Regions from separate parts of the Homo sapiens genome. Here region 1 is linked to region 2. Evidence: chromatin contacts called from ENCODE Hi-C or POLR2A ChIA-PET data. All regions are on one chromosome and are shown on one strand. The core of a region is the stretch at or near the end of the contact, and the rest is flanking DNA. Distances in the headings are between cores, read along the strand shown.

Region 1 (4,489 bases), core at 249-2,748, 42 kb after region 2:
TGTTTTTTGTTTGTTTGTCTGTTTTGTTTTGTTTTGTTTTGTTTTTGAGACAGAGTCTTGCTCTGTCGCCCAGGCTGGAGGGCAGTGGCTCAATCTCGGCTCACGGCAACCTCCACCTCCTCAGCCTCCCTGCCTTCTCCTGCCTCAGCCTCCTGAGTAGCTGGGATTACAGGTGTGCACCACCACGCCCAGCTAATTTTTATATTTTTAGTAGAGGGGGGGGTTTCACCATGTTGCCCAGACTGGACTCGAACTTCTGACCTCAGGCAATGCGCTCAGCTCAACCTCCCAAAGTGCTGGGATTACAGGCGTGAGCCCCCGCACCCTGCCTGGTTCTCTCTTTTTTAAAAGCAGGTAGGCTGGGCATGGTGGCTCAGACCTGTAATCCCAGCACTTTGGGAGGCCAAGAAGGATGGATCGCTTGAACCCAGAAGTTCAAGATCAATCTGGGCAACATGGCGAAACCCCTCTCTACCAAAAGCGATACAAAAATTAGCCAGGAATGGTGCCACATACCTGTAGTCCCAGCTACTGGGGAGACCCTATCTTAGAAAAAAATAAATAAATAGGTAAGAGCAGGTAAGCATTCCCTGTAAATCCCCCAGCACAGTCCCCTCCACGCCACAGTGGCTAGGGTTAGGCCACGTGAATATCTAGGAAGGGGGATGGGGTGGCCATGACGCTTAGCCCAGGGTCAGCAAACGGTGGTTCACGGGCCCCAAGCCTGTTTGTTTTTGTAAATAAAGATTGATTGGTGCCCAGCCACATCCTTTTTTTTTTTTTTTTTTTTTTTGAGATTGAGTCTCGCTCTTTTGCCAGGCTGGAGGGCAGTGGCGTGATCTTGGCTCACTGCAACCTCTGCCTCGTATGTTCAAGCGATTCTCCTGCCTCAGCGTCCTGAGTGGCTGGGATTACAGGCACAAACAACCATGCCCAGCTAATTTTTAATTTTTTTGTAGAGATGAGGATCTTGCTATGTTACCAAGGCTGGTCTTGAACTCCTGGGCTCAAGCGATCCTCCTGCCTCAGCCTCCCAAGCTGCACACCCTTTTTTTTAATATCGTCTGTGGTTGCTTTTGTGTGACAAAAGCAGAACTGAGGAGTTACCGCAGAGACGCCCAAGAAGCCTAGAAGAGTGACTCAACCCTTTACAGAGAAAGAGTTTGCTGACCCCTGGCTAGACTAACCGGGATCTACCCCTGACCCGGATTGAGTCATTTCCCCTGAGGGATGAATGAACACTATGACAGTCTGTGAGCCCCATAGAAGTGGGGGTGGGGGCTGGCCTGGCCGCTGCCAGTCGTCCTTCAAAGCTTTGCTACTCAAAGCGTAGCCCCCAGGCCAGCAGCATCCGCCGGGCATGGGAGCCAGGTCTTGGGTCCCACCCCAGACCTATGAAATCAGAACCTGCATCCTAACCAGACCCCCAGGGAACGTCACCCACTAAATGCAGCGCGTTTGCTTCTCAGGCTGTTGTAACAAGGTACCACGAAGCGGGTGGCTTAAAACCACAGGTCTGGAGGCCAGAAGCCTGCAATCCAGGTGCCAGCAGGGCCCTGCTCCCTCCAAAGCCCCTGGGGCAGGATTCTTCCCTGCCTCTTCCAGCTCCTGGTGGCTCTTGCGACCCTTGGCCTTCCTGGCTTTGCAGATCGGTCACTCCAGCCTTTCCTCTGCCTCCACGTTGTTTGTGCGTATCTCCCCTTTTCCTGTGAGGGCTTCAGTCATCTTGGACGCGAGTCCACCCTGATGACCTCATCTCAGCTTGATCACATCTGCAAAGATCCTATTTCCAAATAAAGTCACATCCACAGCTGCCAGGGGTTAGGACCCGGACATGTGTTTTCGGGAAACACAACCCCACCTGTGACCTGTGAGTAGTCCCAACACACACCACACATGGGTGAACTGCGACATACGTGCTTGTGCTTTTGGGAAGGACAGGGCTGGGGGAGGGGCAGCTCCAGCTTCCCTGCCTTCTCAGGCTCCCAGAGCTGCCCTCCTGGGAAACAGCACGCTGGAAGCTTCATGAACATAGCTGGCCTCAGGCTGGCTCAGGGAGGTCATCTCTACCCCTCATCTCCCACCAGGCCTGAGCTGCTCCTGGGCCTCCCGGGTTGAACCGTGAGTGCCCTCAGCAGGTCTGGCACTGGGTGAGGCATGTCAGGCATCCCAGGTGCCCCTCTGCACTGGCACCCTGAGAGGGCTTGCCTTCTAACATTCGGTACCCTGAGCCCAGCACTGGGGCTCAGCCCACTTCTCATCTCCAAACCCTGCTCCGGGCCTGTGCTCCCCAGCTGTGGCCAAGTGACAGGTGGGCCCAGCTCCTGCACTGGCCGCATGAACAGAAGCACCGTCTTCTCAGTGAAATTAATAAATGCCCAGCAAGTGCACCCTGAGCAAACTTCCTTGCTTTGCACATAACTGGTGCTTAAAACTCACGTGCTCGGTGTACGAGGAAGTAAATGCCGGAAATCCAGATTCCCTACAGCGACTGACAAGGCCCAGCGTGATCTAGCCCACCCTCCTTACCAACCTTGTTCCCACCGTTTTCCTCCTAAACCTCTAGTTTCCAGCTCCATGCCAAGCCCACTACGGCCCCAGGGCATTTGCACCTGCTGTGCCCTCTGCTGGAAGGCTCCTCCCCACACACAAGCCCATGGCTGGTTCTCTAACTCGATTTCGATTTCTGTACAGATGATGTTACCTCTTCAGAGGTAAGCCCCACCCCCTCACCTCCTCACTTTCTATCAAATCAAACAATTTTAACAACTGCGTAGAACTCACAACTGCCTCCAATCCTCATGTTCATTTATTTATCTACCTGCCACGTCCTGAGTGTCTAGAATGGTGCCGGGCACACAGTAGGTGCGCAGTAAAAACATGCTACTGAACTGAGAGAGTCCTCTCCTCCATCCCCATCAGGCTGAGCTCTTAGTAAACACTCAGGAGCCTCCAGGCCCCTGTATTAAAGGCCTGACAAGCCTCGCCCTGCTGCGGAATTTTACAGATGGGGCTGTTTCTTTGTGTGTCAACAGAGTGCTTAATCTCTGCTCATAATGCCAGGCAGGAAGGAGCCTGCTTTGCTGAGGAACTTCTGTCTCAAAGCCGCCAGGTAACATGAGTGGGGCCTCTGGGGTCGGGAGCAGCATGTCTCCCCATCCTGGCCTTGATAAATGTCCAGGGGCCCTTCCAGCCTCCGCCAGGCAGCTGCCTCTGACCACAGCCTCCTCCGCAGAGCTGAGCTACCCACGTGTGCTCACTTCTAAACTGCAAGCCGGCCCCTGAGGGGGTGTGTGAGGAGTCAGGGTCTTAAAAACTTCCTGCATATTTTCCCTTCAGAAATAGCATCCTTAACTTTCTTTTTTTTTTCCTTATTAAAAATGTACTCATGTAATCCACATGCACTGGCTGTGAGAAATTCCAAAATGTCTTTTGGAGAGAGATCCTTGCCCCCTGAGGCTGTCCCCATTGCACAGATGATAAGCACAGTCAACGAGGCTGGGCGCCCGTACTTCCCAAACTTTGTGGGGCCCACAGCAACCCTCTGAGGCTTTTACTTTTATCATCCCCATTCCACAGACAGGGAAACTGAGACTCGGAGAGGGACAGGGCCAGCAGCCAGCACATGTTGGAGGGAGGTCAATCCACTGTGGCTTTGAGCAGAGTGGTCGCAGGACTACTATGCCATATCCCACCTCTTTGTAGAAGAGTTCTTGATTTCATTTTTAAATTTTTGTGTTGTTGTTTCTATTTTGTACCATTTTCTGTGTATCGTTCTGTGACTTGCTTTTTTCATTTAACATGTCTGAGACATCAATTCATGCTGGACACACATAAGTCACCTCATTTTTTTTTTTTTTGAGATGGAGTCTTGCTCTGTCACCTAGGCTGGAGTGCAATGACAGGATCTCAGCTCACTGCAACCTCTGTCTCCCAGGTTCAAGTGATTCTCCTGCCTCAGCCTCCTGAGTAGCTGGGACTACAGGCACACGCCACCATGCCTGGCTAATTTTTGTATTTTTGGTAGAGACAGGGTTTCCCCATGTTGGCCAGGCTGGTCTCGAACTTTTGACCTCAAGTGATCCGCCCTAGCCTTCCACAGTGCTGGGATTACAGGCGTGATCCACCGTGCCCAGCCAGTCACCTCATTCTTTTTAACGCCTGTTTCATAGCCCCTGACACACAGCACAGAGCCATTATAATTGTTGGAGTCAAAACGGTTCATATCTGATCATCTTGTATTCTCCGGACGTAATTCATTTTAATGTGCACTACAGTCTCTATGCGATGCAGTGAGCACTTTTGGGAAAACCAGTCGGACCTGGACTGGTTGGTCAGGAGAAGGTCTGAAGTGCCCTGTCAGGCCAAGTCTGAGACTGTGGTAGTAGAGGAAGTGAAAGCAGGCTCCAGCACTGAGGTCCAGAATGTTCCCAGCTCCAACGAGGCCATGAAGATAAAGCACTTCTTTTGTTGGCCATCTGCATATCCA
Region 2 (4,800 bases), core at 1,751-4,250:
CCTGGCCCAAATGGCTACTGTTATTATCCTCACTTTACAGATGAGGAAAAAGAGGCTCAGAGAGGCGAGGTGACTTGCCTAAGGTCACACAGCTCTAGAGCAATGATTTTGCTTTTAACAACTGCACTGTACGTCTCCCCAGTCTTGTTCTTATTCACCTGGAATCAGGAGGATGGAGAATAAGCGTTGATCATGGGTTTGGGAGTCACAGCTTTAGAGCCTGGGAGGCCCCCAGCTTCCTGGATCCCTAGGGTCAGGCTCCGAAGGGCGCTTCCTGCTCTCTGTTCACACGTCTGACTCTGGGGGCCTAGCCCCAGGACACTGATCATGGGGAACCACCTGACCTCCTCACCACCCCCACCCCTGTCCCAGCGCCCCAGCAAGAAAGGAGTCAGGTTGGGCGTTCACCTGTCCACAGCCAGGTGCCTTCCAGCTCAGCAGCTGAAGATAAAAATCTATTAGCTGCCAAGAGGATTGCTGGGAAAAGCCAAGCCGTGATTCATAGGGTAATAAATAGAAAGACAGTCCCGGCCCCGGGGCTGCATCTTCCTTGCATGCTGATCCCGCATCTGTGGCACTTCCCAGCCACCCCAGGGGGACGCTGGCACCCGAGGTAGGCTGTGGCAGGCTCACTCCTGTGCAGCAAGAGCTGGCCTCCGGGAAACCGGGGGGAGTCTCCGGAGCATGTACAGGAGACCTGCCCCGCCCAGCACACACGCTCCTTCACTCCCAGGTCAGCATCCTGGGGCCTCCGTGTCCTTGTCTGGACCATGGGTGTAAAGAAGCCACATTTCATCACAACGAAGCCAGCACCGATGTCAGCTGCACAATGTTTTGTCCTGTTATGGTCTTAATGTTGGTGTCCCCAACATATGTTGAAATCCCAATTCCTAAGTTGATGGGTTTAGGAGATGGCGCCTTTGTGGGGGTGATTCAGTCACGAGGGTGGAGGCTTCATGAGTGGGATTAGTGCCGTCATAACAGAGGCTCTCACGAGACCCCCGTCCCTTTCACCGCGTGAGGACACAGTGGGAAGACGGCCATCCATAAGCCGGAAAACGAGCCCTTCCCGGACACCCAATCTGCCTTGATCTTGGACTTCCCATCCTCCAAAACTGCGACAAATAAATTTCTACTGTTCATAAGCCACCCAATCTATGGTATTTTGTTGTAGTGATCTCCAGGACGTCCCTAGGAGTTGGCGCTGCCAACTGGTGTTTAAAAGAATTAAGACAGAAGCGAAGGATGAGGAAGAGCCAGCCAAGCAGACATCTGGGGGGAAGGCGTGCCAGGCTGGGGGGACAGCAAGGGCAAAGTCCTGCGGCAGAAACAAGTCAGTGGGTCCGAAGAACAGAGGGAAAGCTATTGGGAACGGAGCAGAGGGGATAGAAGAGAGGTCCGCGATAAGATGGAGGGGTGGGTGGGGCCTTGAAAGTCATGGTAATGCATGCAGATTTCTTCTAGAAGCAACGAGAGCCTCTGGAAATTGAAGGCAAGGCTGCGCATTGTCTGATGGATGATGGCAAGTGTTGCTTTGACTGTCCTCTGGGGATCTGACTGCAGGAGGCAAGGGCAGCACCAACTCCTAGGGGCGTCCTGGAGGTCGCTGTCATCACGCTGGGCCTGTGATGAGTGCTCAGCCCATGATGGTCAGGGTGGATATTGCTGTGATATCATTGTTGCCAACAGGCCCTTTCCATATGCCAGCAGAGGCTCATACCGAATCTAATCCCCCAAAGCTCAGAATCCGGGAAAAGTAAGATACTTTAATTCCTCCAAGTAAGGGGGCCCAGGTCCGAGACCCAAAGAAGACTCTGGGACCTCAGGGGAGGAGGGGGTCAGCTGGGACCGCCCTCCTCTAACACCCCTTCCCACACCTTGGAATGCACCTCAGGCCCAGAAGGACTAACTGAGTTGACATCCCCAATTCACCCCAGGCCTTCTCTCAACGTCCTAGAAAAGCTACCCATCTGTCTGCCAAAATCTCTGCATCTCCCCAGCCAGGCAACTCCCAACCCATTTACCAACTGGAAAGGATCCTTGGCCCCCAGCTACTGTTCCCTGCTCAGAACTCTCAGTGAATCTTGGCTGCAACTGCCACCTACTTGATGTCTGTGAGTGAATATTCCATGTCTCCCCCATTGAGTTTCCCCAGGTCAGAGACTGCTGAAACTTGCAGGGAACTCTGAGATGGCCAAGCTCAGGGTTGGCGAATACATAGCACTTTCCCTGCCTACACCTAGGCAGACATCAGAAATCAATCCCAGCTCTCTCTCCCATTGAGCTTGAGCATTGCCTGAGAATCCTCAGCCTAGACCTTAGTGCAATCTAGGAATTGGCACAGGATTAAAGCTCCTGGCTGTGCCCAGTCTAGCACAAAGCCCTCATTTCGTAAGTGGGGAAACTGACGCCCAGTAACAGGAAGGGACTAAAATTCAGGCCCCTTGACTTCCAGCCAACAGTCTCTTTCCTCGAGGGCAAAGGGACATCTATCATTTATGTTCTCCCTGTGGGATATGGTGAAGAGATAGTGTACAACAGAGATTTGTTCAACGAATAACAAGAATGAAACAAACAAAAAACAAGGAAAGAAAGAAGAGAGTTTTAGATGCAATAGGTAAAAACTGGCTCGGGTGTGAGAAAGAAACCCATGACATCGTGTTGCTAGACGTTTAGAAAAGTTGCTAAGGGAAATTTTTAGAGTGTCTTTCCTTGCAGAACTTTAAAAATAGTCCTGAAAAAAAAAAAGTAGTCCTGATTAAGTGCCCATCTGCCTGGGAGCCTCCTGCGGAATGCTGGGTGTGTTATTCACTCATAGTTGACAAGTGTTTGTTGAACATCAACTATATGCTGAGCATAAATCAGTCATTGAATTAAAAAGCAAAAATAACAGCTAGAATCTGTATCTCTCTGAGTTAGAGATCTTTGGCTGCAAGCAACAGAAACCAAGTCCAAAACTCAAGCACGAAGGGGGTTTGGGGAAGGAAAGAGGATGACTCACAAAAATGACAGAACAGCTCAACTCGGCTCGCCTGGGCACTGCCTGTGGCATGAATCGTCTCCCTGCTATTTCTTCATATTTTCCCAGATTCAAAATCTGGGTAAGAGAGGCTGCTGGCCTCACTTGGGTCAACTCTTGATCAGGAGAAGGTGGAGCTCCTTGATTGGCAGCTCTTTGTTTTAGCCCAGGTTACCTGGAGCACAGAGGCTGAGGCAGGGTTTCCTGGCTAATGCTATTCTGATGGGGTGCAAGCTTAGGACGGCAAGAGTGAGAGCAAAGGGACAAACAAGGTGACGGGCCTCTGAGATGGTCATGGCATCACATCAACCACAGCTGGACAGTGGGTCACATGAGACTGTGCTAGCTTCCATCCACCTCCTACGTCTCATGGGTCAGAGCTCTGGGAAAGCCAGAGCCAACACTCCACAGCACAGAGCTTCATCTGCTCCAGAAGGGAGAGGGAAACAGCACCTCCATGGGCTGGGTCAAACCAAGCCTGGGAACTAAATGACTGCACGGCTCCTTCTTGGTGGGTGTATTAGTTATCCACTGCCACGTAACAAAATATCCTAAAACCAACCATAAATATATGTGATCTCACACAGTTTCTGTGGGTCAGAGATTGGAGAGCAGCTTAGCTGGGTGGCTCTGCTCTAGGGTCTCTCACGAGGGTACAATCAGGGTATCAGCTGGGGCTGCAGTCATCTCAAGGCTTTATTGAGGCAGAGACACCCATTTCCAAGATGGCGCACACACGTGGCTGCTGGTGGGTGTGTTCATCAGCTCGGGCTGCTGTCACAAAAGACCACAGGCTGTGTGGCTTCAACAATAGACATTTATTTTCTCACAGTTCTGGAGGCTGAAAACTCCAAGATCAAGGGTTAGCAGGTTTGGTTTTCCCTTCTGGGGCCACGAATGTGTTCTGGAGCTAGCTCTCGATGATCTGGAAGTCCCCAAGCACATGGTGGAGGCACTTAATGTCACTGAGCTGTACACTTTCAGATGGTTACGATGGAGAATTTTATATCATGTATATTTTCACACACACACACACACACACACACACACACACACACACACACAATCTGCGTCAGGGGTTTGGGGATCATGTCTCAGCTCTGCCACTAAATGAGTTTGTCTTTGAGAAAGTGACTTTCTCTCCCTGGCCTTGGTTTCTCTCCTCCCACTCTCCAATCTTCTGATGGGCCTCCCATTGGCCAAACCCAACCAGGAGCCAGAGGACAACGGGATCAGGGTCAGTCCCTGGGGGTCACAGATCTGGCGGACAAGATTGGAGAGTGGCTTGGACAAGCAAGCTTACGGGGGAACCACCATGTTACCCTAGAAATAACAGGCCAAGAAGAGAAGCGACATCTTCTGGTGTTTGATTTGCTTGCCTCTGGCTAAGTGCCTGTCTCCTTAGCCCCTAGCTCCCTCCTTGCCCAGAGAGAGGCTTCCTGCAAAGTGCTGACCCAGCGCCACCCCGCCAGATGCCAACAGGAATTTCTTAAGCATATGTGCCACACCAGCTCCATTCTCAGCACCACACCCACTGCCAGCGCCTGCAGTCCTTGTCTTGGCTTCTGGCTGTGCAGGGGAGGGTCCCAGCACTGCCTGTTCCCCCCAGGGAGGCTCCAGCCCATCTCGGTTAAACCTCATCTTACCAACCTTTGGGTCTTAAGGCTCTTCACTTGGGATCCAGCACAAGTCAGTCAGTAATTCATTCAACAAACCTTCACGGTGCAAAGTGCCCAAGATGTAGGGGTGTTGGGCAGAAGGGAGGTTCCAGCCTTTGAGGA

The links. Hi-C counts contacts between places; a loop is a spot of excess contacts on that map. ChIA-PET counts read pairs that join two places held with the same protein, here RNA polymerase II (POLR2A). Pooled maps may share reads with other maps.
Region 1: a loop to region 2 is called in a map of PC-9, with 8 times the contacts of the local background. The contact joins two enhancer-like sites. A Hi-C loop is called at or near these places in 8 of 168 maps with a recorded cell type or tissue (CD14-positive monocyte, Caco-2, MCF 10A and 5 more) and 15 of 50 pooled maps. POLR2A ChIA-PET finds 5 or more read pairs at or near these places in 3 of 52 experiments (Caco-2, MCF 10A and endothelial cell of umbilical vein).

What each region holds. Positions count from the first base shown.
Region 1 is chr12:124,680,358-124,684,846 of GRCh38, forward strand. No RefSeq gene overlaps it. Among named protein-coding and RNA genes, the nearest start is that of NCOR2, 110 kb to the left of the region's middle. RefSeq lists enhancers at 995-1,064, 1,255-1,324, 4,451-4,489. Within about 2 kb of position 1,499, at least 22 of the 41 ENCODE cell types and tissues checked have a DNase peak (open chromatin) inside an H3K27ac peak, as active enhancers do; they include CD14-positive monocyte and PC-9, where a contact is called at or near this core.
Region 2 is chr12:124,637,296-124,642,095 of GRCh38, forward strand. No RefSeq gene overlaps it. Among named protein-coding and RNA genes, the nearest start is that of NCOR2, 72 kb to the left of the region's middle. Within about 2 kb of position 3,001, at least 3 of the 41 ENCODE cell types and tissues checked have a DNase peak (open chromatin) inside an H3K27ac peak, as active enhancers do; they include CD14-positive monocyte and PC-9, where a contact is called at or near this core.